2 separate regions of the Mus musculus genome follow, and region 2 is linked to region 1. The links are chromatin loops, found by intact Hi-C in ENCODE. Cell type or tissue: heart. All regions are shown on one strand. Links, peaks and the distances in the headings refer to the core of each region. The heading gives the core; the rest is flanking DNA.

Region 1 (15,290 bases), core at 4,473-12,472:
GTGTGTGGGGGTCATCACTGCCTTGGGGAGGAGTGGGACAAAACAGAATCCCCCTAATTCCTGCCTGAAGTCTCTGGCCTCATCCTTGCTAGAGGTTCGACTGAAAACTTTCCTCCCCAGTCTGGGGGGGGGGTATTACCCCCATCACTGCCCAGCTCCTCTGACTGCCCCCCTGTATTCAGGGTGGGGGTACTAGTCACTGCCAATATGTGTTGGGACTTGCTGGAGGATGGGGATCCTCGTCCTTCTCCAGGGCTGTTGAGCCCAGAGAGAGAGAGTGTGAGAGAGAAAGCAAGCTATTTCCTTGTTGAGTACAATGATAGAGGAAGGATCTAATCTTTTTAAATGGCACAGTTTTAGGGATCTGAGGGTACAGCCCCTTAACCTGCCTTGGGGGGGGTTGTTCCCCAAACTCTTGCCCCCCACACACCAGGTTTTCTGTGTGGAGGGGAACCAAGGAGATCTAAACTGTGGTGTGAAAGGGTAGGAGAGATGCTGGGGGTGGGGGTGCTTGTGTTTTAGACCCCCAATATTATCCCAGTGTCCCCTGCCTTCCTTCTTCCCCTGCCCCATGCCCCCAATTCTGTGGCGCATCCAGATTGTGAAAATGTACAATAAACGTGTAATGAGTAACCATATGGTGTCCAAAATCTTTTTCTTAATCAGTAATAAGAATATTGGATTTTCAGATATGGAGTGGTTGAAAGATTCTTTGGTAAGAGCTGGCTGGCCTGTTGCAGGAGGCCCTGACCTTGGGCCCTGGCAAAGTGTAATTCCCGAAGTGGCCACAGGGGGCACCAGCAGACGAGAATCAGAAGTATCACTAAAGAAAGTACCTGATGTCTAAGAGGCAGGTGAACTCTGCAGTCTGGGATTACCAGCTTCCCACTACCGGCCTAGAGTGAGCTGCTACCACAGAACTCCTTTATCTCCTAAATGTCACTGCTAGCTATTCCTTAGGTTCTCTCATAGCCCTGTACTCCTGGACCACTTCTGTGGGGGCATGTCTTCCCCTGTCCATTTCAGTGCCGTACATCCAGATGGGCCGATGAATGCTTGAAAGGATCAGCCTGATGAGGCAAAGCTGACTGTGGCATAAAGCTAGCTATAGATGGCACACTACCCTTGCACTGCGTTGTGTAACTCTTACTCCCGAACTCTTGAACTGGAAGCATCACTACCCCTTTGTACTTCAGCAACATCACTGAGATATAGCTATATAGGAAGTAGGTAGCATTTCTGGTTGCCCTCTGTATTCAGGGCACGAGGGACTAATCACTGCTAGTGAGTGTGGTACTTGCTGGATCACAGTGATCTTTGACTTTCCAGGGCAGTTGAATAGAGATCGGGGTGGGAGGATTGGCTAAGAACCACTAGAGGGCCAGGTGTGGTACAGGCCTTTAATCCAAGCATAAAGGAGGTGGGGACAGGCTGATCTCTTGACTGTGAGTCTAGCCTGGTCTACATAATGAGGCCCTGTCTAAAAAAAAAAAAAAAAAAAATTAAAAAAAAAGAAAACAAAATTTTTTGAGACAGAATTTTATTATGTAACACTGGCTGTCCTGGAACTCACTGTGTAGATTAGGCCTGGAATACACACTTGACTGCCTGTTGAGGCTGGGATTAAACATGTGCATCATCATTAGCTAGCCAAGAAATAAGGACTATTAGAGAGCTGGGGGCGAGGGGCGGGGGATGGTGCATACTTTTAAGCCCAGTATTTGGGCGGTAGTGGCATATGGATCTCTGTGAGGTTAAGGCCAGCCTGGTATACAAAGAGTCCAGAACAGCCAGGACTATGTTACACAAAGGAATCCTGTCTTGAGAAAAAAAAAATTAGAACTATTTTTTTTTTTTTTTTTTTTTTTGGTTTCTCTGTGCAGTCCTGGCTGTCTTGGAACTCACTCTGTAGACTAGGTTGGCCTCGAACTCAGAAATCTGCCTGCCTCTGCCTTCCAAGTGCTGGGATTAAAGTCGTGCACCACCATGCCCAGCTTAGAAGTACTTTTAAAAATAGATTTTCAGGGGCTGGAGAGATGGCTCAGCAGCTAAGAGCACTGACTGCTCTTCCAAAGGTGCTGAATTCAATTCCCAGCAATCACATGTTGACTCACAACCATCTAGAAATGGATCCGATGCCCTCTTCTGGTGTGTCTGAAGACAGCTACAATGTACTCATACAAATCTTAAAAACAAACAAACAAAAATTAGATTTTCAAAGTTGGGCAGAGCCAGGTGGATTGGCAATCTCCAGGTTTGGGGGCAGCCAGGTCTACAGAGTGAGTTCTAGAACAGCCAGAGCAACACAGAGAAACCCTGTCTGGGCCGGGCAGTGGGGGCACACGCCTTTAATCCCAGCAGAGGCAGGTGGATTTCTGAGTTCGAGGCCAGCCTAGTCTACAGAGTGAGTTCCAGGACAGCCAGGGCTACACAGAGAAGCCCTGTCTCGAAGAAAAAAGAAAAAAAGAAGAAAGAAACCTGTCTGGAATACACCCCCCGCCCCGCAAAAGGGTGTCATTGGAAATTATTTCAGAGGTTCTAAAGTACTGAGGTGTCTTACAGCCTATCCTAAATTCTACCTTTATGGAGAGTTTAAATAAGGCTTTTTGCATTTAATTCTTGGAATTACTTCTAGGTTTAATGTCTCCATAGGCCTTACAATACCAAGCTACCTTTATGGTGTCAGAGACCTGGGTTCAGACTTTAGCTCTTTTATCAATATACATAATCTAATTCCGACAGATTACGTAACCTCTCAGCCTCTTTTGTGAGGTTATGGGTAGTGAGCCGGCCTTCTTGGGAGTCTGCAAGAAGGGGCTGGCCAGCCAGGCCCAAAGAAAATAAATAGGAGGCGACTGTCATTTCACCGTCATTGTCATGCAATCTAATGATATCTTCAGTGTAGTGCTCAGATTTTTAAGCTTTGGGGATCACTAGAGACACAAAGCTCAGGCACCAGAAACCTCTTGTAATGCCAGAGTCTCCAAAGTATGCCCACTACGCCATAGCCTGTCAGATCTACGCCTGCGTACAAGTCGCTCGGCACGCCTGCGCAGACTCCGCAGTATTGGGTAAGTGTCGTCAAGGAAAATCCCCAGCTTCTGGGTAAACAAGTTGCCGCGTGAGCCAGCCTGCACGTGTTCCCTACAGCTCTGAGCCCTCTCAGCCTATGAGAAAGTTTTTAGGGCAGGGCTGGCATTTGCGTCACTGATTTAGGCAGGGCGGGGTTGTCTCTGCAGCCAGTAAAAATGTTGAGAGTGGGTGGGGGTGTGGCTTCCGGTCAGATGTCCAATCAACGAGTTGGGGCGCCCCCGCCCTCACGTGGCTCTATCACTACCGGTTGTCATATTGTCCAATGGGAAAATGACTGAGTTCTGAAATGCCAATGGTTGCTTTACAAGGGCTTGCCGGCTGCACGCGGAGCGGGGCATGGGTTGGCGTCTCTGAGCCAATAAGCTAGGGAGGCGTGACAGAACGGGCGGTGGGAGGGCCTCGAGGACTCTGTGGAGGAGCCCCAGGAGTGAAGAAATTTGGAGTCTACGTGCGCTCGGAACTGTGAGTAGCCCCTTACTCTGGAGCCGTCGAACTTGTGTTTTTGGGGAGGTGCGCTCGACCAAAAGGGGTGTCAGTGGCGTGGTGTGTGTGAGGGATCATGCAAATGTGAATTAGCTGCAGAACAAATGCCTAATGGTTGTGGAGAAAGAGACCACAAGTTCAACTCTAGGGGAACATGAATGAGAGTTACCAGCAACAGATCTCTCACCACTCTAGGGTCCCTGGACACTAATGCCTAGCGCAGGGTGCTCAGAAGCCCCTAGCCATCCGAGGGAGCCGAAGCGCCTGCGATATGACCCCTGAGAGCTGGTTATGGTTTGGGGTAGGCTCCCTAAACACTTGGAAGAGACCGCCCCGGTAGGGCGGGCGGGAACGTAGTTTGGTGATCTGAGAAAGGCTGGTGTGTTGATTTGACCGAAAGGCTGTCTCATCACGACTATAGGTGGTATCGTGGCCTCAGGGACATGCTCGAAAATAGGAATGGGCTAGTAATTTGTTGGATTCTGAAAGGGAGGATAAGGTGGAGGGTTTCTGTACACCGTTTCGTCTACTCTTCTTAAGCTGCTAGAGGTGGAGTTACCAAAGGACTGCTCTGGTGTCTAGACGTTCGGTCGGGCAGAGGTGAGGGAGGAGAGGGAGGAAGTGAGATTCTTAGGAAAGCAGTGTGCCTGCAGGCTTCTCGAGTGATCTCGGGTTTTGAGCATAGAAACGAACCATGATGGTGCGCACGGAGCACAAACAATGCCTTGAGATCAGGCTAAGGGGAGAGAAGGAGACGGAATTGGATATAGCCTGTATTCTAGGCACCAAGCTTAGAAACAGGGGAATACTCCCCCCGCAGTCCTACGGTGCTGGAATGCAGTGTAGAGGTTTGGTAACACTTTACAGGGTCCCTAAGCCAGCAGGACAAGCCATCATTAGGGCTTGAACCTTGGGCTCCATTATTAGGAAGCTGAGAATGAAGCAGACAATTAAGGCAAGTTTAGTAACTACCTACTAAGTCTTAGTTTTTCCTTATGACATCAGGGTGATACTTACCTTCAGTTGTTTGGGGGCTTACATGAGAACAATATGTGTAAAGTTCTTAGCACAGCGCTTGGATCATTTACAAACACAAACTATAAGGTAACAAAAGAATAGCGATAGAGTTGGGGATTTATGTGCATGCTGTGGCCAGAGAGCAATCTCCATCTTCTGTTTTTCTGCAAGTTTTGATGACTCCTCTTTTCCCTCTCCCTGATTTTTTTTTTTTTTTTTTTTTTTTTTTTGGGCTTCGGGCACCAGCCCAAATTCCATCATTCCTCCCTGTATTCCTCTCCCAAGATCTGGGCCCCAGACTGAGGCAATTTGCTGTGTCCCAGTTTGACTTCATCTTAAATCCATTCTCTCTGACCACCCCCCCCCCCCCCACCTATTCTGTGCTGTAATAGTAACTAGAAAGTCTGCCTCTAAAGAGGGGCCCCAGGGAAGGAGCAAAGGTGCGTTCTCTCTCAGAACCTAGGCCTCCAATTTACCCGCCCTAGCTCTTTGGTACCTGGCCAGCAACCGTGTACAGTCTGGTGACGGGGAAAAGCCAATGCCAGGAGTTTTAAGACCCAGCTGAGGGAGGGTAAAAGTAGGTCCCGCAAAGAGAACCAGGCATGGGGGCGGGGGAGGGGGACCCCCTTCCTCCTAACTGTCTCTCCAGGAATTTTTGGCTTTTGTACAGGACCGCTGTCGTTGGGTTGGGGGAGGCGCCAAGGCTGTGTGCATGTCCTGGGCCATCAGCCAAGAGAACACGATGTTCCCTAGTGCGCTGGCCGCCGCCCTCTGGGGCTGGCCGCCTCCCAAACCGCTGCCTCTCCAGCCTCCCTGCCCCACATTCCCCAGCTGCCTCGCCCCGCCTCCTGCCTCCGCTTTGACGTCACCTCCCTCTCCTGCCCCCGCTTCTCCATTGACGGCAGCAGAGCCTGGTTACTGTGGGGGACTGATGAGGCCCGACAGCCTGGGCCTTGGGATCAGGTTGGGGCTGTTTGGAGTGCTGAAACCTTTTGTCTGTGTAAATGACAGATAGGGAAGTGGGCGAGCAATGGCTGCTTGGGTCAGAGGAATCACACCTAAATCCTTGAGAGCTGTGGAAAGAGAAAGGGGTCTGGAAAAAAAAAAAAGGACAGCACACGGTCACAACGCAGTACGAGGGGGCAGGAGAGCAGCATCATTTTCAGGAGGAGGAAGCTGAGCACTCAGCCTCCCGTGTCTTTTGTTTTCTGTGTTTCCCTGCTTCTGTTTTTCTGGGTTATTTTATAACAGGTCTGTGTCCCAGCATTTCTATAGAACCTTGTCTCGCCCGCCTCCTCTAAGGGAAACACCATTGTTAAGGAAAGCTTTAGCCACGTGACAGTGAGGGGCGTGCACTTAACAGCTGATTATGTCAGCCGCTGCGTGTTGGCCTCTTCACTTGCCACCTACGTTTGCAGGGAAGCCTGAGAACTACTCAGCCCAGGCCTAGGGAAGGGGACTCTGTCACTGTAGCTCTCCTGGACCCAGACTGGCATGTTGTCCCCCCCTCCCCAAAATCGAGTCTCTATTCTCTTTTTATGAATCAATGCTCTACTTTTCTTTTGAAAACATAATTTGTTGCCTCCTCTCCTGAGGCTCTCTCTCCCCTACCTATCCTTAATAGAAACAGAGCCATCCTGTTTACCGAGCATCTACTGTCAGTCCTGACGCTGAGACGTACTTACCTTACTGCTGAGAATACAGTAAATGAGACAGATGGGCTTGCTGCTGGGTTCATGAACCTTGGCTTTTGTATTCTAAGCAGCAGGAATAAAAAGCCCAATAAAAAGCCCTTGCCACCCAGCCACCCATCCTTTTTCTGCCTACTGCTGCAACTGCCCTCTCTGCTGCCCCTTTTGTAGTACTGGCTTCCTGGTCCCCACTTTTGGGGCAGCCCTAAATGTGGGTGGCTGCATCCTCTGCAGAGGCAGCACTAGTCACCAAGTAGGCTTCCTGGAGACCTTTTCTCTGATTGGCTAGTGAAGCACCTGCTTTTGTTTCCTTTCACAGTAGCCATTGGCTTTCCCTGTCCTTTCCGTTTGTCCGTATCCTTCCATCACCCACTCACCCCTTAACGACACGTGGGCCCTCAATTGCCCTTCTCTCAGGATCTGAAGGGTCAGAGGAAAGGGTTGGATTCTTTATAACAAGGCTGGGGAGAGGCCAGGGAATGTCAGTCTAGGTTTTTCTCTCTCCCACTTCCCTTGGGTAGCAGACATTTCATTCACCCGGCACCAGGACAGGTGTCTTGTTCTGCCAAGCTGGTCAGTTTAGGAAGTAGGTTTCTCTTGAGCACTTCCTGTGGCCCAGGTATCCTCCCTGAAAAGGGGTAGTTTCCCTCCCTCACTTCCCTTTCATTATTGACGGTGTGAGACATCCTGATCGCATTGGCTGACTGAGCGGTGTCTGAGGCCCTTCAGCCCAGCACCAGCACCCAAGTCCACGTGCAGGGATGTGTGTGACACAGCCCTGACCTCAGTGGGGGCCAGTAGCCAATCAGATGCCAGGAAGAGATCCTTAGCCAACCGGGGGCGGGGCCTGCGGCTCTTCGGGCAGAAGGCCAATGAGGGGCAGGGCCTGGCATTATGCAACCCGCCTCCCAGCCTCGCGGAGCTTCTGGGTTGCGGGCCGAAACGGCAAGCGGATGGAGGGCGCTCGAACGGCCAGGTAGGGATCCCTGCTGCAATCCTAGGGTTAGTCTTTGTCCCGGAGCTTGGCCGCCACTACTTCCAACGTGATGGGTCGCTTTCAGCTCTCAGAGAGCAAAACAATAATCTGCCTTTCCTGTCACTATCCACCCTTCCCCGCCCCTGGGCCCTAGGTGTTCAACTCAACCCGTCACGGGTTGTCTGCGTTTGTTATTCGTTCACCTAATCTCCTCCTCTGCTCCTCCAGAGCAGCCATCCTGAACCTAAGAGACCTTTAGCGAACACGACCCCTTTACACATTGCTCGACACTCGGGAGTCCATGGGTTTGCCCTAGCCCAAAGACCCCCTTCAGGCTTCTGCGCTCCCTGTCTTCCTCCCTCCAATTCCTGGCCTCGTGCCGGTCGTGATGTCAACCGCTTCAGGCTGGAACATCCTGTTCTCAGCGCTAGTTCTTGCTGTTGGCCACAGCCTTCCTTCCCTTTTCTCCTGGCGCTCAGAAAATACTTGGGATGGGGGTGTGGTTAGACAGGGAGTAGAGGAAAAACTATATATGCTGGTTGTTGTGTGTCCCCTATCTATGTGGTAGTAGGGTTAACTAGAAAAGTAAGGGACGAAGGAAGATGCCTGAGTCGTTGCCTATGGCAAGTGGTAACTCCAGTCCTGGTGTTTGGGAGTGGGCAGGGGCTTGAGAAAGAAAAGCAGTGTCTTGATCAGAATAATGTTCGAGGCAAGAGCGAGGATGGGGGCGTTTCCACAAAGAGCAGAGGCCGAGTGGGGAAGCTAGGACTTGCTCCTGGAGTTCCTCTAGTTTGTTACTCTTCACATGGCTCCTAGGCTCTTTGGGCCCTGGGAATTTGTTATGGTGGGTGTTCTTCTCCTCCCCGCTGCCCTGAACCTTGTTAGCCAGTATGAGGGTGTGTTGGCCAGTATAGGACTGGGTCTGTTTCCCACTTCCACGAAGATGGGGATTGGGGGAGGAGTCGTTCCTGCCCTCCTGTGGTCCCTCCAGCAACCGCTGAGCTCAGCGGCTGACGTCGGTTTCCCTGGCGACCGCGGCTGTGGCGGAAGCGCGTGGTGGGGCCAGGCACATCGGCGCGCATGTGCAGCGGGGGTGGCACCGCCCCCGGATAAAATTAGCCCGGAAGCCTAAATATAGGAGGCGATCAGCTCACCCCCTGCTCCGAGGCCTCAGAGTCCCAGACCAGGTGGGGACCTGATGAGAATTTGGGCATAGGAAACCTGCAAGCTTTGACCCTCAGCTACTGTTCTAGTCGATTGTTCAGGCTGTACTCATTCCACACTGGCAAGGGGTGTAAGAGATGGCCTACGAGAGCTGCCTTTCTACCTGTGGTATCCTTAGGTCCCCCTAAGGAAATAGAACATATTTCTATTGCAAGCCCCAGGCCTGAGTCACAACAGTGAGGGGCAGGCAGAGGAAGGACTGGGTGTAGCCAGCAGATGCTGTGGGGTTAATAGCTCAGCTTTTGCTAAACATTCCTTTTTGGTTTCTTTTTCTAGGTGTCGTGATTAAATTAGTCAGCCCTCAGAGACAGGCGTCCTACCTCCTTTATCCAGACCTCAAAAGCCCCGTTGTGCACCCGTGGTGGCTTCTTCACCTTCCCTGTTTCGTCCTCCACTGTATGGCCCAGACATGAGTGGTCCCCTAGAAGGGGCCGATGGGGGAGGAGACCCCAGGCCCGGAGAACCTTTTTGTCCTGGAGGAGTCCCATCCCCTGGGGCCCCGCAGCACCGGCCTTGTCCAGGCCCCAGCCTGGCTGATGACACTGATGCAAACAGCAATGGCTCAAGTGGCAATGAGTCCAACGGACCCGAGTCCAGGGGCGCATCTCAGCGGAGTTCTCATAGTTCCTCTTCTGGCAATGGCAAGGACTCAGCTCTGCTGGAGACCACTGAGAGCAGCAAGAGGTGTGTACGAGTGTATGTGTGTGTATGATGGCATGATGCTGCTGACCACGTGGCCCTCCCTCACCTTAGCCTGTTCCTTCTTTTCTAGTACAAACTCACAGAGCCCATCCCCACCCAGCAGCTCCATTGCCTACAGCCTCCTGAGTGCGAGCTCAGAGCAGGACAACCCATCTACCAGTGGCTGCAGGTGTGTAGGCTGAGGGCTGAGGGAGATGCCTGGGGGCCGGGCCAGACTTCGGGGCTAATATCTTTACCCCTTCATTCCTGTGGGTCCTGCAGCAGTGAACAGTCAGCTCGAGCCAGGACCCAGAAAGAACTCATGACTGCACTTCGGGAGCTCAAACTTCGACTGCCACCAGAGCGTCGGGGCAAGGGCCGCTCTGGGACCTTGGCCACACTGCAGTACGCTCTGGCCTGTGTCAAGCAGGTTCAGGGTGAGTGAGTTGTGCTTCCTGGCAGGGTCTGGCCAGGACTTGGACTACTGTAGGGGCCTTTCTCCTAACTGAATATGGCTTGGATTCCCTTCTCCTACAGCTAACCAGGAATATTACCAGCAGTGGAGTCTGGAGGAGGGTGAGCCTTGTGCCATGGACATGTCTACTTACACCCTGGAGGAATTGGAGCATATCACATCCGAATACACACTTCGAAACCAGGTCAGTTACAGCTTGGGTCCTCAGTTCTAACCCCCCTCCCCGCCCCCCCACCCCCCATTCCTACAGCTCCTAAGTCTTCCCCCGGTCTTGGTCTCATTCTAGGACACCTTCTCTGTGGCTGTGTCCTTCCTGACAGGCCGGATTGTCTATATTTCGGAGCAGGCAGGTGTCCTGCTGCGTTGCAAACGGGATGTGTTTCGGGGTGCCCGCTTCTCAGAGCTCCTGGCTCCCCAGGATGTGGGTGTCTTCTATGGCTCTACTACACCATCTCGACTGCCCACCTGGGGCACTGGCACCTCTGCAGGTATAGTGCCCTCGTCCCTGTGGAGAGGACTGGAAGCTCTCATGTTGTGGGCTCTTCTTGGCTCAGGACAGAGATGGCGCTCTGGTCACTTCCATTCCCTTCTGCTTTAGGTTCAGGTCTCAAGGACTTCACCCAGGAAAAGTCTGTCTTCTGCCGAATCAGGTAAGGAGGGGGTGTAGGAGCAGGCCTCTCTCCTACTCGTCCCTGCTATCTGTAATGTGGTCTGTGAGAAGGGGGTGGGGCAGCTTTCCCCTGGAAACCTCTAATATTCGTCTCTCCCTTGCCAGAGGAGGTCCTGACCGGGATCCAGGGCCTCGGTACCAGCCATTCCGCCTAACCCCATATGTGACCAAGATTCGGGTCTCAGATGGAGCCCCTGCACAGCCGTGCTGCCTACTCATTGCCGAGCGCATCCACTCTGGTTATGAAGGTGGATAGGCTAGGGCCTGGGCCTGGGGGCTGATGGGAGGAAGGGTTCCCTCTAGGATGGGGTGAAGGTCAAGATGAGAGTTTGGGAGGCACTAGCTGAGTCCTTAGGGTTAGAAAAGTATTATAAGGCAGAGGGCTCAGACCCTGCTCCGAGGTAGGGTTGGATGAGGTCCCTGAGCTGTGACAAGTGAGAAAGTGACTCTCAGTGTCATCTCTGGTGTGAGTCACCAGATGACTCAGTCTCTGTGGGCCATAAAGCCAGGTCTGAGCTGGGAGGGAGAGTGCCAGGCAACCAGACTGGAGGCAGAGAGGAGGGAGGGCGGAGGAGCTGGACATCACGGGTGCGACCTATGTGTTCTCTGCCGCAGCTCCCCGGATCCCTCCTGACAAGAGGATCTTCACCACCCGACACACACCAAGCTGCCTCTTCCAGGATGTAGATGAAAGGTAAGGCAAAGACTTGGATGAGGGTGGGTAGCCAGGGCCAAGGCCTAGGTCTGACATTTGCTCCAATTTCAGGGCTGCCCCACTGCTGGGTTACCTTCCCCAGGATCTCCTGGGGGCTCCAGTACTTCTCTTTCTACATCCTGAGGACCGACCCCTCATGCTGGCCATTCATAAGAAGAGTGAGTTCTCCTGGTCCTGCTCGCCCTTCCAGCCCGTCCCCAGGACTCCTTAACTGTTGTTGTGATGGTGTCTCTCGATGCCGTGGTCTCTTGGATATCTCTGTGTATGTCTTTCTCTGCTTTATTCGGCTCTCCCATTCACTGATACCCACTTTCTTTCCTGCGCCCACAGTACTGCAGCTGGCAGGCCAGCCCTTTGACCATTCCCCTATTCGCTTCTGTGCTCGGAACGGGGAATATGTCACCATGGACACCAGCTGGGCCGGTTTTGTGCACCCCTGGAGCCGCAAGGTGGCTTTCGTGTTGGGTCGCCATAAAGTGCGCACGTAAGGGAACTGTGTCTCCACGCTGGTGTTGGGGTGGGTGGTATGGACATGGCATGGGTAGGGAAAGGACTGAGTTCTCCTTTACAACCCCACAGGGCACCCCTGAATGAGGACGTCTTCACTCCCCCAGCCCCCAGCCCAGCTCCGTCCCTGGACTCTGATATCCAGGAGCTCTCAGAGCAGATCCATCGATTGCTGCTGCAGGTAAGAGTTGAGGAGGGCTCAGGAGTGAAGCGGTCAGTCAGGAAGAGGCTGTAGAAACTAACCAATCCATCCTTCTCCTTTCTGTAGCCTGTGCACAGCTCCAGCCCCACGGGGCTCTGTGGAGTTGGCCCTCTGATGTCCCCTGGTCCTCTACACAGCCCTGGCTCCTCCAGTGATAGCAATGGGGGGGACGCTGAGGGGCCTGGGCCTCCTGCTCCAGTGAGTAACGGCTTCCACGGCGCCTTTCCTGTTGTCCATTCCATTGTGCATCATCATTGCCAGTCCCTCGTGCTACTCCCACCCAGCCTCCTTGGTCTTCCTGACCCCCGGGCTCCTGGCACTGCCACCCCAATGCTGCCCAGTGTTCTACTGTCCCACAGGTGACTTTCCAGCAGATCTGTAAGGATGTGCATCTGGTAAAGCACCAGGGACAACAGCTCTTCATTGAATCTCGGGCCAAGCCCCCACCCCGGCCCCGCCTCCTTGGTGAGTAGGTACCACCATAGACCAGGGATGAGGTTCTCCTGGCCTTCATTCCCAACCCATTTACTCTTTTTCTTTTACCCCAGCTACAGGTACATTCAAAGCCAAAGTCCTTCCCTGCCAGTCCCCAAACCCCGAACTGGAGGTGGCCCCAGTTCCTGACCAAGCCTCGTTAGCCTTGGCCCCTGAGGAGCCAGAGAGGAAAGAAACCTCTGGCTGTTCCTACCAGCAGATCAACTGCCTGGACAGCATCCTCAGGTAAGGCCTGTCTGCCATCACCTTCTCCTCGGCCTAGCTTTGCCGGCCCAGGCCCTGCCCTTAACCCCTTTGCTCCATCCACCCCCAGGTATTTGGAGAGCTGCAACATTCCCAGTACAACCAAGCGTAAATGTGCCTCCTCCTCCTCCTACACTGCCTCTTCAGCCTCTGATGATGACAAGCAGAGGGCAGGTCCAGTTCCTGTGGGGGCCAAGAAAGGTAAAGACCCAGTGCATGCCGGGCTCCCCTTGCCCTGCCCCGGCCTGTCCCAGGCCCTTACACTTCTGCCTTAGGGCTCCCCTGCTCTCCCTGCCCTCCTTTCCTGCCTCCTGATCTCCAGGTTCCTCCCTCTAGCCAACCCTTCCCCACTCCTCCCTGGGATTCCCTCTCCCAGGGGCAGGGGTGGTAACCAGTGCCGTCTCTCCGCACAGATCCGTCGTCAGCAATGCTGTCTGGGGAGGGGGCAACTCCTCGGAAGGAGCCAGTGGTGGGAGGCACCCTGAGCCCGCTCGCCCTGGCCAATAAGGCAGAGAGCGTGGTGTCCGTCACCAGTCAGTGTAGCTTCAGCTCCACCATCGTCCATGTGGGAGACAAGAAGCCCCCGGAGTCGGGTATGGGCGTGGAGTGAGGGGGGTAGTGACGGGGCCCCATTTAGTTCCTCAGCCAGAGCTCTTTCCTGCCTACCTTTCTCCCCTACCCCCAATGGAGAGAAGGAGGCGACCTTCTTAGCTTGGGGGGATCTGCTGCTCCTGACTGTCCACCCCACTAACCTCTGCTGCTTGCCCCACCCCATTCTCCTTCCTGTATTCTTACTGTCAGTTGACATAAAAGTTGGGGTAAGGGGAGGAGGTCCAGCCCTAAGATGCTGACCACAGATGCTCTAAAGCAGGGAAGACTGAAGACTCTCAGGGTCTTTGGGTAGATCTTAAGACTATGTGAAAAGCAACATGTGGCAAGGCTTCCCTTGTAAAGAAGAGGTTTTGTCCCAGGGGTTTGGGGCTCTTGGCGGAGACTGAGTACCCTCTTTTCTCCTGGAATCATTTTGCATGGAAAGAAGAGTCCATGTCTTCCTCTTGGCAAGGAAGCAGCCTTGAGTACCTGGGGTCCCACGCCTTGGTGGTTGGGCTATAGGAAAGGGAGGTTGTGTGTGGCTGTGGTGACCTTTCCTTTATCTCACCCCTTCTCAGACATCATCATGATGGAAGACCTGCCTGGCCTGGCCCCTGGCCCAGCCCCCAGTCCGGCCCCCAGCCCCACAGTAGCCCCTGACCCAACCCCAGATGCTTATCGCCCAGTGGGTCTGACCAAGGCCGTGCTGTCCCTGCACACACAGAAGGAAGAGCAAGCCTTCCTCAACCGCTTCAGAGATCTTGGCAGGCTTCGTGGACTTGACACCTCTTCTGTGGCCCCCTCAGCCCCTGGTGAGCGAGGGAGCCACCTGGGGCTTCCTTGAGCTGTCTTGTGTGCAGTCAGCTGCTGGGGGTATAAAGTGATGGTGAGAGAAGATGTATCTGCTCTGGGGCCCAGGTGATGCTGTCTTCATCATCAGGACCGTGTTTAGTTAGATTTCTAGATAGCATCTCCCTATTAGGCCAGGGCTCCAGGCTGCAGGCTGAGGAGGGAAGCCTGGGGGCTGGCACTGAGACAAGCAGGCAGAAGTGCCTGGTTTCAGGTAAGCTACTCCAGTCCTAGCCTGGGAACAAGGAAAAATTGTGCCCACATAGGACATAGCATCACTGACTCTGGGCCAATCTTGGCTGGGGTTGGACTTCAAGGGCAGATGGAAAACAGCTCCTCTAGGTACCTGCAGGAGACCTTTGCAGACGGCTGTGGACTGAGGCCTGGGCTGTTCTGGCCACTGCATCGTCCCATTGTGAGTTAGGCAGAGCACAGTTTCAACTGGCAGGACAAGTATCCAGGCTGGCATGGCCTGAGGGATTTTGGCAGATGAACTGAAGTCACCTGCCTATTCATCCATGGACCCCTCTACCTCTCCTCTGCCAGTGTGCCTCTGTTTTGCACACCCCAGCTTAACCATCATGTAACTGTGCCCTTCTCTGGCTCCTTTCACAATAAACCCCCTTGTCCCCTGGCTCCTGTGATTCTTCCCCGCCCTTTCCCTACTTCCTGTCTTCTGTATTTCACATGCAGGGTGAGCAGCTTTCTCTGCCTGGCCCTTTCCCTGTCCTCTTAGTGTTTCAGGGCAGTAGAGGTGGCCGGCTCCTTGTTAACCCTGGTCTTTCCCCACAGGCTGCCACCATGGCCCCATTCCCCCTGGTCGCCGACACCACTGCCGATCTAAAGCAAAGCGTTCCCGCCACCACCACCACCAGACCCCCCGGCCCGAAACTCCCTGCTATGTCTCCCATCCTTCACCTGTGCCCTCTTCTGGACCCTGGCCACCCCCACCAGCCACGACCCCCTTCCCAGCAATGGTCCAGCCCTACCCACTCCCAGTATTCTCCCCTCGAGGAGGACCCCAGCCCCTTCCCCCTGCCCCTACATCTGTGTCCCCTGCTACCTTCCCTTCTCCCTTAGTGACCCCAATGGTGGCCTTGGTGCTCCCTAACTATCTATTCCCTACCCCACCTAGTTATCCATATGGGGTGTCCCAGGCCCCTGTTGAGGGGCCACCCACGCCTGCTTCCCACTCGCCCTCTCCATCCCTGCCCCCACCACCTCTCAGCCCCCCCCACCGCCCAGACTCCCCACTGTTCAACTCGAGATGCAGCTCCCCACTCCAGCTCAATCTGCTGCAGCTTGAGGAGTCCCCCCGCACGGAGGGGGGCGCTGCTGCAGGAGGCCCAGGAAGCAGTGCTGGGCCCCTGCCTCCCAG
Region 2 (15,290 bases), core at 3,478-11,477, 140 kb before region 1:
TACTTAGCATGTTAACATTAGAAGGAATCAAAGTGATTTATAAGGAGGATTTAGTATAGTTCTTGGCACACCACATAGATGGTGGTGGTGGTGGTGGGTTTTAATAATTACTAGCCTAACAATAGAGCCAGACAGTTAGAAATACCTACATTTCTATCTTTTTAATTATTTTATTTTATTCTTTTCTTTTTTTTTTTTTTTTTTTTTTTTTTTTTTGCTAAGCAGCCCTGGCTGGCTTTTAGGTCTGAATCCTTCTGCCCAGCCTCTGGAATGCTGGAATTACAGGACGTACCATCACACCTGGCTCCATCCATTATTTTTACATGAACTACGCCAAGTTATTCAAACTGCACCTCTGTTTCTTCCCTTATAAGGTCTTGTAAATGATGGTTCCTGCCCTTGCACATTTGTCACGGGGGTTATAGAGGTGTGGCACATTTAGAAGGGGGTCTCTAACTGCACACTCAGCAATCACTGAGTTAGTATGGTATTATAGTTAGTATGCTGTCTACATGAATGCCGGACAAGGCTGAATAAAACTCAAGGCAACTGGTTTCACAGCTCAGTGCAGAGACTTGTTTAGCATGAGTGAGGCATCAGTTCAATCCTCCTACAAAAAAAGAATTAAATTTTAAAAAAATAAATAAGGGGGCTAGAGAGATGGCTCAGTGGTTAAGAGCACTGACTGCTCTTCCAGAAGTCCTGAGTTCAATTCCCAGCAACCACATGGTGGCTCACAACCATCTGTAATGGGATCTGATGCCCTCTTCTGGTGTGTCTAAAGACAGCGACAGTGTACTCATATACATAAAATAAAATACATCTTAAAGCCAGGCAGTGGTGGCGCACAAGCCTTTGATCCTTCTACTTGGGAGGCAGAGGCAAGTGGATGATCTCTGTGAGTTAGATGCCAGATACACAGAGAAACTTTATCTGGAAAAACTAACCTACTAACTAAATAAACAATAATATGTACACACCTGTTATCCCAACACTCAAGAGACTGGAGCAGAAGACTGCAAGTTTGAGGCCAGCCTGAGCTGTGTGTTGAATTCTAAACAACAACAACAACAACAACAACAACAAAACAAGACAAACACCAACGCCAACTATCTCAAAACAAAGATGTTTCCAGCATCGAGTTGGAGCCTCTTCACATTAAGATTCCAATACTGCCAGGTGTGGAGGTACACACCTTTGATCCCAGCACTCTAGGGGCACAGGCAAGCACATCTCTGTGGTGCCAGGCCGGCTTGGAATGCAGAGCATGCCATCCAAAACCACATAACGAGACCTCGTCTAAGGAAAGAAAAAATTCCCAGCTCTCTGGATCTCAGGGGCAGATGGGTCTCTGAGTTTGAGGTCAGCCTCAACTACAGCGCTAGGTCCAGGACAGCCAAGGCTACACAAAGAAACCCTGTCTGGAAAAATGAAAGAAACAAACAAAACAGTGTTTCTCAAAACCCCCATTTTTTTTTCCTCAGTATTATCCCACTGAGGAACTTTTTCACTTACTGTTTTAGTCAGTTACACTGTATCCAAGGCCTACCTTTGTACAGGCTAGGCAAGCTGTCTGCAGCTCTCAGCCTACTCTACAGCCACCATAAAAAATAGAACTGGATAGATACACTATAAATCTGCATATTTACCATGGCCCTTTAAAGTTCACAAACGCTGGAATAGCTAAGGTTTGTTTTTTTCAGTCCTCCCCCAAACCACTGTTTGTTCCTTTGGATATCTCAACTAGTTAGAGGTGAGTGGAAAAGTCTGGAGTCCTTCTCTACACCAGTCTGTCCCCCGAGGCAATGAGGGAGCTGAGGACTGTCTGGGAGCTGTTGCCCCACGAGGACTTCTGTGGCCCTGGTGGGGTAGGAAATGGTGATAACTACACCAGACACTCTGTAGCGTTTCCACAGCAGGCTTGGTGGGATGGGACAGGCAGGAGGCTGAGTCAGTACCTGCAACAGCATCCGCAGCCGGGTGATGCGCTGGAAGGGCAGCAGCAGGAAAGATGGCAGCGGGAGCCGCTCACATTTGGGGAGGCTCTGCAGCCTTCGCAGCTCTGCGGAGAAGCGCACGTTTGTATCCCTGCAAAGAAAGCCCAGATGCTTAGGGAATGGCCCCCAGCCAGCTCCGGCCTCAGCCTTAACATGATTTCAGGAGTTCCTCCAACTCTGGGATACAGAAACCCCTTATCCTCTCATAATTTCAATTATCTAGCAACTTTAATGGAATGTTCCAGAAACAAAAAATTCATACATTTTCATAGGGTTTTTTTTTCTGTTTTTCTTTCTTTGTGTGTGTGTGTGTGTGTGTGTGTGTGTGTGTGTGTGTGTAGCCCTGACTGTCCTAAAACTCACTCTGTAGACCAGGCTGGCCTCAAACTCAGAAATCTGCCTGCTTCTGCCTCCCAAATGCTGGGATTAAAGGCTTGCTTTCATAACTTCAATTACTCAACATCTTTAAATGGAATGTTCCAGAGACAAACAGTTCATATATTTCAAATGCTTTTCTGATTAGCAACGACAAAACCTCAAGATGCCCCATCTTAAGATGTCTTATCTGGAACACTAATAATCAATCCCTTTGTCCAGTGTACTCATGTATATACACCACCCACCCCTTAATCACTTAGTAGTGCTATATATATCCTACTCATCAAATTGACTCTTGGCGGTATCGCCAAGCTATGTCCAGGAAATTCTTATTTTACTTACTAATGTCCACAAAGTTAGGAGACTAGTGATGTGGATAATTTTATTACATTATATTGCTCTAATATTTCTATTTCATCATTAGTTATTATTAATCTATTACTGGGCCTAATTTATAAATTGTTTTCACATATATGTATACATATACATATGCATATACACATACATATATATATATACATATATATATATATAGCTCGGTACTAGCCGCCATATCCACCGGTGGCTTTGGAACACATTCCCAGGGAGAAAGGAGGAAGCCATTATACTCACATAAGGCGGCTATAGGTCTCCTCCTGATACTGCTGGTTCCGAACATAATCCACATACACGAAGAAAGGACCAACTGCATGGGCATGCACCACATCACACAGGTCAGTGATGTGTGGGGAGGAACGAACACGAGACAGCAGTGTTCCTAGAAACCTGAAAGTATAGACGGAGCGATTAATAGACGTACTGAAAGTCTGGTTTTCCTAGTCTTTCAGGGGAGTGCTAAGCATTAACTGGGTCAGTGAAAGGAAAGATCCAGAAGAGGGGGAAAGCCAGAGGGGATGCTCATCAGCCCAAGGCCCAGAGTCCTGGGAAGATGGGGCCCCACTGACCGCTCACTGACGCTCTGGACTCGCTGCACGTTGGAGAACAGCGTATGATGATCCCGAGGCGTGAGTGTGTCCCGGAGAGCCTGGCTCAGGACGAAGGTGTCGGTCAGCAGCCTCAGGGATCGCAGGTAGGAGGCCTCTGATGTCACCACCTCAAACAGGCTCTAGACAGGAGAGCAGGGCCACAGTCAGTCGAGAGGGCAGCCACCTCACAACCACCCCAAGACTCTGGTCACGTACCTTCCCTATCCCCTATCCCACCCTTCTCAGTTCCACCCGGGGGTACCCACCTCCTGCATGCGCCGCTCCTGGGGGCTTAGACTCTCTAAGAGGCCACTGCCTCTCACAGCCGGGAGCTCCTGCCACAGAGTGTTTCGAGGTCCAGGGAGCCTGGAGAAGGTGGGAGCTTCTCCAGGATTAGCTGGAGAGGGACCCCCATCCTCACCCACACCCCACAGCTCCTCTGACAGCACAGCTGCTCGGTAAGTCTGGTATAAAGGTTCTGGAAGGTAGACAGAGAACATCAGGGAAGTCCAGGGCCCCCGGAACCGGTCCCTCCTGCCTGTCCCAGTAAAGACCTACCGTCCTGCAGGGGCAGTTCCCACTGCAGCCCCTTCAGCCCATCCAATCCTTCCTCCTCCCTGAGGAGAAAGAAAGGAATACATGTGAGGTCCACGTGTTAATTCACAGGATACCAGACGAGAGAGATGCACAATGTGTGGAGGGATCCTGACAGTTCCCCAGATCAAATTCCAGATGTTTGTGCCGGTTGGAGGGGGAGGCCCTTGACAAATCAGGTCCTCAAGCATTCCTGCTGTATCAACTACTATGCAGTAGATGCTTCCACGTCCCTCCCCCCAGCCCTCTCTCACAGCAGCACAGGCTGGAAGATCTGTGTGGCTTGGTATAACTCCCTATGGTCAAACTGGCACCTGTGGCTCCCTGTCTCCTCTTTCCTGGTTGCCAGCCATTCACTCAAGCTACAGGCTGCTGTAGTAAATATTTTCTAACAAATGAGCATACTTAGATTATTACTTCTGATTTAAAAAAAAATCTAGGGTGATTAGCAAGTCCGGAAAACAATGGATGGCCATGGTTGCCAAATGGTTTTGCCAACATTTTTTTTTTTTTTTCAAGACAGGGTTTCTCTGTATAGTCCTGGCTGTCCTGGCACTCACTTTGTAGACCAAGCTGGCCTCGAACTTAGAAATCCACCTGCCTCTGCCTCCCAAGTGCTGGGATTAAAGACGTGCGCCACCACCGCCCGGCCAACAATAATTTTAATAGAGGACTTGAGAAATGGCTCGGTGGTTAAGAGAATGGACTATCGCAGAGGATTCGAGTTTGGTTCCCAGCACCCACATCAGGTAGCTCACACTTGTTCATAACTCAGCCTATGGTGTGGGGGTGGGGTGGGGAGGACCTGCACCATGAGCGCACACTCACACATATTTAAAAATAAATTTTATTCAGGCATGGTGCTGTATGCCTTTCATCCCAGCACTAGGGAAGCAGAGGCAGGAAGATCTATATGAATTTGAAGCCAGCCTGTTCTACAAAGCAAGGTCTAGAACATCAAGGGCCACAGAGAAACCCTGTGTCTGAAAACAAACAAACAAAAACACAATAAAATAAATAGATAAATAAATAAATAGAAATAGATCTTTAAAACATTTTAAATATAAACTCACAATAAGAAAATTTAAGCAGAACCTGGCCCTGCCTTTTGTTTCTTTTGTTTGTTTGTTTGTTTGTTGCTTTTGTTTGTTTTTGGTCTGTTGTTGCTGTTGTTTTGAATATGAACTGTGATACAGATCCCAGGCTGGCCTCAACTCCTAATTTTCCTGCCTCAATCTGCTGAGTGCCTTCATAACCCGATATTGGGTTACTATGCCTTGATAACCCGATAGAACAGAGTGTGCTTATCCCTACTTCTTAGAGAAAGATTCTGAGACCCAGGAAAAGAATCCATTTAAGGTTGCATAACTAATAAGGAACAGAGGTCAGATTAGAAACCTGGGCTCCTTGTGTCTGGAGCCCCGGCTCTTCCCCTTCTACCTGAATAAGGTAGTATTCATCCAAACTCGGAAAGTTAGTCTGCCCTTAGGTGAGAGCATGGTGAGGCAAGAAGGGAGAGCAAAGGTGGGGAGTTCGGTACCTTCCCTCCAAGGCTACAGGGGGAGCATTCAGAGGAGCTCCTTCAGGTCTGTCCCCTGCAGAGAGAAGCCAGAGTGACCTCCAGACACTGAGCCCCAGCCCTAGTGAAGACTGGCACTGAGAATACCACTCCCGTAACTCCAGAGCCACAGAGGATAGAAAAAGGAAGAGTCCAGGGCGCGATAGGGGTGTAGCTGACCACTCAGCCCCATCCCCACCCCTCACATCCCACCCTCCTCCACATCCCCCACCCCACATCCCACCCCACCCCGGTGTTCCCAAAGCCCAGAGATCCTACCACTCCAGGCTCCGCCCCATCTCCCCACCTTCCCAGGCCTTTGTAGCAGTTTGGATCCCATCTTCTGAAGGCAGTTTCAGATCTGGCTGTGGAAGCTCCTCAGAGGTGCTGATATCCTGTCTGACTTTAGTTGGCTTGGGGGGCTTGAGGGGAGGTAGGAGTTTGCGCTCGGCAGTGGAGCGATAGGACGTGAGCACAACTGGAGGGTGACTGATGACTGGAGGATTGATGCGGGAGCGGGAGGCTCGGAGTGGGGATGCCCGGCAGGGGATCCTGAGGATGTCCTCAGAACTCCCCACAGGCACCCACCGGAGCTCCAGGCCAGGCTTTGCTACATGGCAGACACAGGGGCAGCATGGAGGGCAGGCCAGGGCAGCATCTGTGAAGAAGGGATTGCCTAAGCAGGAAGTTCTTGGGGCCTGGCTCATTCCTGCCTCGTCCCACATCAAGGACCAAACCCGGGTATCTATAGATCTCCTGCGCCCCGACTATCTGCAAACTCTAAGAAACACAGAAAATAGATTTCTCATACATAAAATCTACACTAGAAGAAATGTTAGCCCTTTAAAGTCTTTAAGCATTGAAAACAAAGCTATGTTGAGGTCACCCCGCTGCACCGGGTGCGTATGCTTACCGGGAGTGCCGTTCTCCTGGGACCCATTCCCAGAAAGGGCGGCTTCGGGAGTCTCTTTCTCCCCATTCACTTCCGTGCTCCCTTGGGAACACCGTTCCAGGGAGTCTGAGGACTGGGCTTTGCCTTCAGCTCCCCATTCAAACTTGCCGGCCAGTCTACGAACCGTGCCAGGGGCCGAAGCAGAGCCATCCTGGAGAGGCGTAGGGCCCGAGGGCAGAGGTGTTCGGGAAGACCCAGAGGGCTTGGGTGGGGGCACCGGAGAGCAGGGAGCTGGTTCTGGGGAGATGGAGCGCCGGGACACTGGGCTGGGACTCGGTGTGCTGGAAGGTGAGTCAGGGGAAGTCTGAGAGTCCAGGCTGGTTCTAGAAACTGAGGGAGGCAGAAGAGCAGGGGGCTTCAGGGAAGCCGTGGGGGGCTCCCAGAAGATGGAGGTGCACACTGAGGCCGATGCATCATTGGATATTTGAGGAAGTGCTTTCGGAGAGGAGCCATTGTGGAGAGGCCCCGGGGAGTGTGGAGCCCTATGCCGAGATGGGGGTCGGGGGCGGATGATCCGAGGGGGCTTCAAGGTAGGGGGCGTTGCTGCAGGAAGAGACTGTGCAGACATCGTCTTCTGAGTGTTTCCAAGGAGTGGGGTGTTCTGCGGAAGTCATCCCCTGAGGAGGGTGGAAAGAGAAAGTGCCCCTTATTGTCCCCTGGGTGGAGAGACTGAGGCTGTCTGAAGCCACGTTTTTTTGTTTTGTTTGTTTTGTTTTTGTTTTTAAGTCAGGAGAGAAGGCTGATACATTTCCCTCCCTTCTCATCTCTACTGTCTTCTCTCTTCACCCCTCACCCCTCCTCATTCTGCCCCTGGACCTTCCTGGGCAGCTTTTCCTTTTTAAAGACAGCATCTCTCATTCAGCATCCCGGACTGGCCTCAAAACTTCTGTTCCTCCTGCCTCCGTCCTCTGGAGCTGTATCACAATGTCCAGCTTCTCTAGGATTTTTGCTGCCACAGTCAAGCCAAGAGGACGGGGGGGGGGGGGGGGGGGGAGGTAGGGACAGGCCGTTGGGGAGGATGGGGAGGCAGGGGTAGCAAGATTCAATGAGGAGAAATCACCTTGCTGGTGTAGTTGCTGTGTGTAGGAGTTTATGTAAGCGGGTGTGCGCTGTTAACCAGGGCTGGATGAGTGAGAGTTGAGTGTGCCCTGGGAAGCTGTGTTGTGGAAGAGTGGAGTCAGTCGTGGCTGGTCACAGACACATCAAGAAATATGTGGTTCGAGCACTGTGTGTGTGTGTGTGTGGTGTGTGCGGTGTGTGTGTGAGAGAGTGTGTGTGGTGTGTGTGGTGTGTATGTGTGTGAGAGAGAGAGAGTGTGTGTGGTGTGTATGTGTGTGTGAGAGAGAGTGTGTGTGTGGTGTGTATGTGTGAGTGTGTGTGTGTGGTGTGTATGTGTGTGTGTTTGTGTGGTGTGTGGTGTGTGTGAGTGTGTGGTGTATGTGTGAGTGTGTGTGTGACAGTGTTGTGTGGTGTGTATGTGTGAGTGTGTGTATATGTGAGTGTGTGTGTTTGTGTGTGTGCGTGTGGTGTATGTGTGAGTGTGTGTGTGAGAGTGTGTGGTGTGTATGTGTGTGTGAGTGTGTGGTGTGAGTGTGTGTGTGGTATGTATGTGTGTGTGAGTATATGTGTGTGTGAGTGTGTATTGTGAGTGTGTGTATGTGTGAGTGTGTGTGTGAGTGAGTGAGTGTGTGTGTGTGTGTGTGTGTGTGTGTGTGTGTGTGGTGCAGGAGCTGAGGGATGCATCACTGTTTCCCTACTCTGGCTGCCTCTCCTCCCCCCTCCCATTTCCCAGTTCCTCTCTCCGGACTCTCCCTTTCCGGATTATTTTTAGTCTCCTTTTCCTGCCCTGAAGATTCCTGGAGCCTCTGACCCCAGGAGACCAGGAGGCCCCAGCCTGGTCTCTTCTGCTTCCCATCCTCTTATTCCTGCCACACCTGGGTCTGGTCATAGAAAGAGGCTCCAGTTTGACTCTGGGTCCTGTCTAATGCCAGGGAGGTGGCTACAAGTTCAGGCTGAGGCACAGAACCAGCAGCCCAGGGACGGTGGGACCTGTGCTACTCTACCTCTTGAGGATCAGGAGGATGGGGAGAAGAGCTGGGACACAAGAGAGCCTCTAAATTCCCTATGGCAGTCAGAAATCATAGCCTTCCAGTCCCAGGTTAAGTTGAGAAAAGATGGCTATCAGGAACCCCTTAGATTGCAGCTCACTCAGTGGCCCCTGCATGGTGCCAATAAACCAACCAGTCAGTGTGGTTACCCAAGCTTGGCCTCCTGTTCCCCAGTCTCTGCACCTTCAGGGAACCCACCCTTCCCCATACCGGGTACCGCATGTTACTTCCTTACCCACTCCAGAATGAGCCCAGAGAGTCGGGGGACCCCAAGCACTTACCCTCCAGTTCCCTCCACTCCCAGTCACCTCCGAGAGCTGAGTGAGTAGGGGCAGGAAACAGGAATCCGATCCTCCTCCCAACCGGACACCACCACCCCCAGCCACACCAGGCTCCACATGCGCACACCGGGCCTAGAGGATGTGAGGAATCCGGCATCCAAGATGTTGGAGGTTAGAGAAGACTGGCACGCAGGTATGCAGAGGAGGCTAGTTTCCGATGCACCCTCACCTGTACTGCTGCGTGGCGGGAGGGGTGTGTGTGTGTGACGGTGCGGGTGTGTGTGTGGGAGGGTGTTCAAATGAGGGTGGGCAGCCCTGGGCAAGCTGGGCTGGCAGAACGGCATGACCATCTTCATGCCTCCCTCTTAGCTAAGGGATGTCTGGCTTGCACAACTGTCTACGTCCCCATCTTCCAACCTTGGTGTGAGCCAACCACACTTTGCACTGAGGGATCCTCTCTTCTCCACCCTCCCCCACATCTGCAGAGGCCCCACCCCACCCCACCAGGAATTTACCTCTATGGTTTGAGGTCGTTTTTTTGTTTTCAGCAAATCTTTCCCCTGTCCCTTCGGAGCACCAAATGCCGCCCAAACTCTCCAGATAACTGTTCCTGCGTCTCTGAGGCGGGAACTGAAGGCCCAGATTTCCATCTCCGCAGAGGAAGCCAGTGCCTTGGCCCCACCCAGCCATTGTGTCAGACCAGGGTTGTGAGTGTTGAGGGTGGTGGGGAAGGGGATCCCCTGGATCTGTAGAGTGACTTGCTGCTCACTATTCTGTGTTCCCAGTTCCTCGGGAGGCCCCAGCTCTCAGTGTTGCACTGGGAAGCTCCCACAGCGAATGTCCTGGAAGTCAATGCTGGGGGAGAAAGGAGGGAGGGAGACTGGTGGGGGTTGCAGGGGCAAGTTCCTGTCAGATGTTACTCCGTGGGCACACATCAAGACACTGGGAAGAAAAATCAGGTAAGCTTGTATTGAAAGATGGTTTAAACCCCTTCTTGCAGAAAGCCAAAAAACCTAGTCTTTCTAAGGGACCACACAATCTGCCCTATTTCCCAGCTTCTCCCTTCAGGCCTATTCCTACCTTAGGATTTTTGGAGTTCTCCTAATGCCTGAAAATCTTCCCAGAAATCTCCCTGAAGCATTTCTTCATGTTCTCTGGGCAGCTGGAAGGAACCCTCTCAAAGAGGTCTGTTCTGGCTACTCTAAAATTTCAATCCACTGGGCTACCTGGTCAGGTCTTGTCTCAAAAAAAAAAAAAAAAAAAAAAAAAAAAAGAAAGAAAGAAAGAAGAAAAAAAGAAAAAAATGGAAAGGAAAGGAAATCCAGGCTGGAGGTGTGAGCTAGCAGTAGCCCATTAAAGTGGTTTATGAGGCTCCGAGTTCCATCTGAGTGCTGCAGAGTGAAAGAAAGGAAACTAAGGGGGCTACAGAGAAGGCTCAACATTTAGGAACACATCCAAACAGACTTCCCACAGACAGCCTTTTCTAGCCTCCAAGGGCACCAACATGCATAGCACACATACACACACACACAGAGGCACATAACTGGAGATAATCAAGAGGAAGGAAGGAAGGACTGAGAGATGGCTCAGCAGATGAAAGCACTGCTGCTATTCCAGAGGACTCAAGTTCAGTTCTCAGCACCCACATTGGGTGGCTTACCACTGCCTGTCTCTCCAGCTCCTGGGGAATCGAACACCCCTGGCTTCCATGAGCCTCAGTGCTCACATGCACATAGCCATAGAGAGCAAGCACGCACATATGCATACACCCAAATAATTTTATATTGTTAGAAATAAAATCAGAAGCCGGGCGTGGTGACATATGCCTTTAATCCCAGCACTCGGGAGGCAGAGGCAGGCAGATTTCTGAGTTCGAGGTCAGCCTGGTCTACAAAGTGAGTTCCAGGATAGCCAGGGCTACACAGAGAAACCCTGTCTCGGAAAACCAAAATAAATAAATAAATAAATAAATAAATAAAATAAAATCAGGTGCCAGGCATGGTGGCACACACCTTGAATCCCAGCACTTGGGAGGTGGAGGCAGAGGCAGAGGCAGAGGCAGAGGCAGAGGCAGAGGCAGAGGCAGAGGCAGGTGGATCTCTGTGAGTTTGAGGCTAGCCTGGTGTACAGAGCAAATCCCAGGATAGCCAGAGACTCTGTCTATAATAAACAAACAAACAAACAAATAAATAACAAGGGGAGAGGTAAGTAAGAAGGAAATAAATAAAGGGGTAAAAAGAAAGATGGCTGGTACAAGATCCTCCTACTTGTCCAGCAAGCGCTGTACTTTGAGTCATCTCTCAGCCCCAGCATCCCTTTCTCCCTCGTGATCATCCATGTTCCATCCCACATGCTGAATTTACAGACTGGGGCTTTCCTCTTTCTATTACAGGCCACCATCCCAGTGCTTGAGAAGTGTAAGTAGGAGGCAGGGGGATTGTGAGTTCCAGGGCATCCTTCCTAAGCTACAAAGCCAGACTCTTGCCTTAAAACAAACATACAAGCCGGGCGGGCTAGCTGGACTCATTTAGTCTTCAAGCTTCGGTTTGAGTGAGAGACCTTGTATCAATATACATAAGGCAGAGAACAATGAAGACAGACAGCCAATGTCAACCTCTGGCTTCTACACACAGGTGCACTCATGTGCACATGAGACAAAATAGAGTGACAGAGGCAGGTGGGTCTCTGAGTTTGAGGCCAATCTTGGTGTACAGAGTAAATTTCAGGGCAGCCAGGGCCACACAGAGGAACCCTGTCTCACAAAAACAAACAAACCAAAACACATTGTCCTCTGACCTCGATATGTGTACGCTGTGGCACATGCCCCTTCATAAACACAATAATAATAATAAATTAAAAATTGAAGTCTTAAAGGAAAGAAAAAAATAAATTGCAATGCACTATATCATACCATATTATCAAACTTCCTGTGTGTGTGTAAAATGTATACTTTTATGTGTTTGCACGTGCGTGAGTTTCCATGAATTCAGATGCACATGGGTGCACCTGTGTGTAGAAGCCAGAGGTTGATGTGAGCTGTCTGTCTTCATTGGTCTCTAAATTATGTATATTGATATGAGGTCTCTCACTCAAACCGAAGCTTGACAACTAAATGAGTCCAGCTAGCCCATTTACCTGAGAGGTCTCTGCCCCCTAAGAGCCAGGAGCAGCCCTTGCATTAATCTAAACTCAGGTCCTTGCTCTTGTCTAGCAAGCACCTCACTCTGGATTCATCTCTCAGCCCCAACATCTTCCTTCCATAGCAATCATAGGTGTACCATCGCATATGCTGAATTTATGTGCTGTGACTTTTCTCTTTATAGTAGGAAGTAGCCCTGTAGATATTTATCTGTCTTATTTAACAATGTAATGTATCCCAAAAGTCCTGAAATGGTGTCAAGCATATAGTAGGTGCTCAACAGAAGCTTAATGTTTGGTTTGGTTTGGTTTGGTTTTTCCAGACTGGCTTTCAGTGTGCAGCCCTGACTGTCCTGGAACTTATGCTGTTTGACAAACTGGCCTTAAACTCAGTCATGCCACTGCCTCTGCCTCCTGAGTCTTGGGATTAAAGGTATGCACCACTACCATGTGGCTTTTGTTTTGTTTTGAGAGAAGAGTCTCTTTAGGTTGCCAAGTCTGGTCCTGAACTCCCGAGCTCCCACAGTTCTCCTACCCAAGCCTCTCAAATGCTGGGTTCTAACTATATAACCACTACTGACACTCACCACTGCCAGACAGCTGCCTGCCATCTGAGGATCTAAACCAAAACGATTCTCCTTCTCTTATCTTGTTCTTCACAGAGTATCTGTAGTTTGTATTGATCCCATTAGTTTCCCAGTACACCTCACCCTAGAGCCAACCACTCACCCAGCCCCCATCTCTAGACCTTTAAGGAGAAAAAAAAATATTTTCCCCTAAGACTATTGGAGACTCCAGCAAGAAAACTAGACACATTTGTAGTCAAACTAGTCATGTGCTCTTTGTTTTGACTGGAATGTTAGGAGGTCTTGTTGTTATTTTAGTTTTTTTGTTTGTGTGTTTATTGGGGTGAGTTTTTTGTTTTGTCTTATTGTTTAGTTTTGCTGCTTACAAAGTAACATTTTGGGCTGGAGAGTTGATTCAGCAATTGATAAAGAGCACCCGGCTGCTCTTCCAAAGGACTGGGGTTCAATTCCTTTTTTTTTTTTTTTTTGTGGTTTTTCGAGACAGGGTTTCTCTATAGCCCTGGCTGTCCTGGAACTCACTTTGTAGACCAGGCTGGCCTCGAACTCAGAAATCCACCTGCCTCTGCCTCCCGAGTGCTGGGATTAAAGGCGTGTGCCACCACTCCCGGCTTGGGGTTCAATTCCTAGCATCTACATGGCAACTCAAAACTGATCCAGTTTGGGTGGATCTGGCACCCTCACACAGATAAACATGCAGATAAAACACCAATGCACATAAAACAAAAGTAAATTTTGCCAGGCAGTGATAGCGCAAGCCTTTAATCCCAGCATGAAGGAAGCAGAGGCAGGCAGATCTCTGTGAGTTTGAGGCCAGCCTGGTCTACAGAGCTACAGCCACAGGCTGTACAAAGCAATCCTGTCTCAAAAGAAAAAACAAAACAAGTAACATGAGGAAACTGAGGCAGGAAGATACTGCCAAACTGCCACCAGAGTCTAAGTGTTTCAGGTGTGGCTCTGGCAGGCAAAAAGAACCCATCCTGGCAGAGATGTAGGCAGCCCTGTGTCTCCCAAGCTCCCATCAGGCAGAGATGTAGGCAGCCCTGTGTCTCCCAAGCTCCCATCAGGCAGAGATGTAGGCAGCCCTGTGTCTCCCAAGCTGTGGTACGGAGGCTTTCCCACTGGCATCCAGAGACCTTTATGCTCCCTCTCCAGCTCTTCTAAAGTACTCCTCTTACAATCATCACGACAGTATGATTGGACTGGAAAGATGACTCAGTGGTTAAGAGCATTTGCTACTCTTGGAAGGGATCCAGGTTCAGTTCCTAGCACCCACATGGTGGCTTACAAACTCCTTGAACCTCCAGTTCCAGGAAATCCAATGCCTCTTCCGGCCACCTGCCATACATGTAGTATAAACAGAGACATGAAGGTAAAACACATATATGCATAGTGAATAAAAATAACAATAACCAGCCAGGCATGGTGGTGCATGCCTTTAATCCCAGCACTTGGGAGGCAGAGGCAGGTGGATTTCTAAGTTCGAGACCAGCCTGGTCTACAGAGTGAGTTCCAGGACAGCCAGGGCTATACTGAGAAACCCTGTCCCAAAAAATAAAACGAACAAACAAACAAACAAAAAAAACAGAAACAACTGCACAAAGTTGTCCTCTGACCTCCACATGCATACATGCATGCTGTGGCACGTATCTGCCCCTGAGTGTGCGCACTCACACACACAGAAATAATATAGATAACTGTAGCCTCCCCTCCCCCAGCCTTAATGGTTCCACTGTTTACACCTGGATGGAGCTTGCCGCTCAATCGTTCTGCCACGCCCACTGCTGGAGCCTGCCGCTTTCCTGTTCCGAAGCCATCACGTGGTCACCCTGCTACTGGATTCCAAGATTATTTGGCGTGAATCGGGCCCCCTTCCCCTGCTTCATAACTGCATGCAGAATAGTAAAATTGAGCTTTGATCAGAATGTCTGTCTTAGCTGCATCCTTTTCTTGCCCGCCTAGCCCTTCTTCTCTTCCAGGTTTCCAAAATGCCTTTCCAGGCTAGAACCCAGGCTGTGATCTGCTGGCCCGACACAACAGATAACATTATTATTAAGATGTTTTAAAAGATAACATGAGGCTTCAGGGGCCAGAGGTGAAAGGTTATGCTTTAAAAGTAATGTATTTGGCCAGGCATGAAGATGCACTCTGGAGGCACAGGAAGGCGGATCTCTTTGAATTCAAGGCCAGCCTGGTCTACATTGTAAATTCCAGGGCAACCAGGGCTCTGTAGAGAAACCTTGTCCAAAAAAGAAAAAAAAAAAAAGGCTGGTGTTTGCTGTCAGGGTGAAGAGGGTGAACCTGTGATAGTCTTCAATGTCACCTTGAGTAGATTTAAAATTACCCAGGAACCATACTGTTTGGTTCTGTTTGCATCTGTGAGAGTGTTTTCCAGGGAGGTTAGATTTTTTTTGGAGGACACGCCCACCCTGAATGTAGATAGCTTTACTCTATGGGCTGGGATTCTGGACTGAATTTTTTAAATGAAGAAAGCCAGTTGAGCATTAACACCCGTTTCTGTCTGCCTCTTGAGAGGGTGGATACAGGGGACCAGCCTTGCTGTCACAATGGATCTGTCCTGTCGCTTGAACCATGAAGCCGAATGCATCTTTTCCCTTTAATCTGTTTCTTCTGAGACATGTGGTCACAGAAAGGAGACGGGTTGGTATCCAGTGCATGCACGGACCAAGGTTATGAAAGCAGGCATCGGATCTGCTGACAGTGTCTTACACACG

What was found. Hi-C counts contacts between places; a loop is a spot of excess contacts. Peaks named below come from ENCODE experiments on the same cell type or tissue, not always from the same donor. Only the 100,000 strongest peaks of a DNase experiment are listed, where the experiment ranks them.
Region 2: a loop joins it to region 1, with 4 times the contacts of the local background. A loop is called at or near these places in 1 of 42 quality-filtered maps.

Annotation. Positions count from the first base shown.
Region 1 is chr11:69,091,749-69,107,038 of GRCm38, forward strand. Per1 (period circadian clock 1) reads left to right here and starts at 7,201. Exons shown (of 23, transcript NM_011065.5): 1 at 7,201-7,260; 2 at 8,761-9,168; 3 at 9,257-9,355; 4 at 9,448-9,602; 5 at 9,703-9,824; 6 at 9,927-10,128; 7 at 10,239-10,290; 8 at 10,416-10,558; 9 at 10,926-11,004; 10 at 11,077-11,183; 11 at 11,356-11,509; 12 at 11,605-11,713; 13 at 11,801-11,932; 14 at 12,094-12,199; 5 more. The coding sequence starts at 8,894. Vamp2 (vesicle-associated membrane protein 2) reads left to right here. Exons shown (of 5, transcript NM_009497.3): 5 at 1-633. In heart, for the core only: a CTCF peak has its summit at 8,241 (motif pointing left); DNase peaks (open chromatin) are centred at 5,343, 7,093, 7,653, 8,343 and 8 weaker places; H3K4me3 peaks cover 5,144 bases; H3K27ac peaks cover 5,266 bases.
Region 2 is chr11:68,948,013-68,963,302 of GRCm38, forward strand. Arhgef15 (Rho guanine nucleotide exchange factor (GEF) 15) reads right to left here and starts at 8,875. Exons shown (of 16, transcript NM_177566.4): 1 at 8,834-8,875; 2 at 6,406-7,061; 3 at 5,800-6,150; 4 at 5,475-5,529; 5 at 3,899-3,957; 6 at 3,607-3,818; 7 at 3,320-3,480; 8 at 2,988-3,140; 9 at 1,959-2,088. The coding sequence starts at 7,012. Gm32273 (predicted gene, 32273) reads left to right here and starts at 8,975. Exons shown (of 3, transcript NR_168013.1): 1 at 8,975-9,026; 2 at 9,382-9,792; 3 at 14,274-14,480. In heart, for the core only: no CTCF peak of the experiment used is centred there; DNase peaks (open chromatin) are centred at 6,589, 8,269, 8,899 and 9,519; H3K4me3 peaks cover 4,429 bases; H3K27ac peaks cover 3,226 bases; H3K27me3 peaks cover 4,395 bases.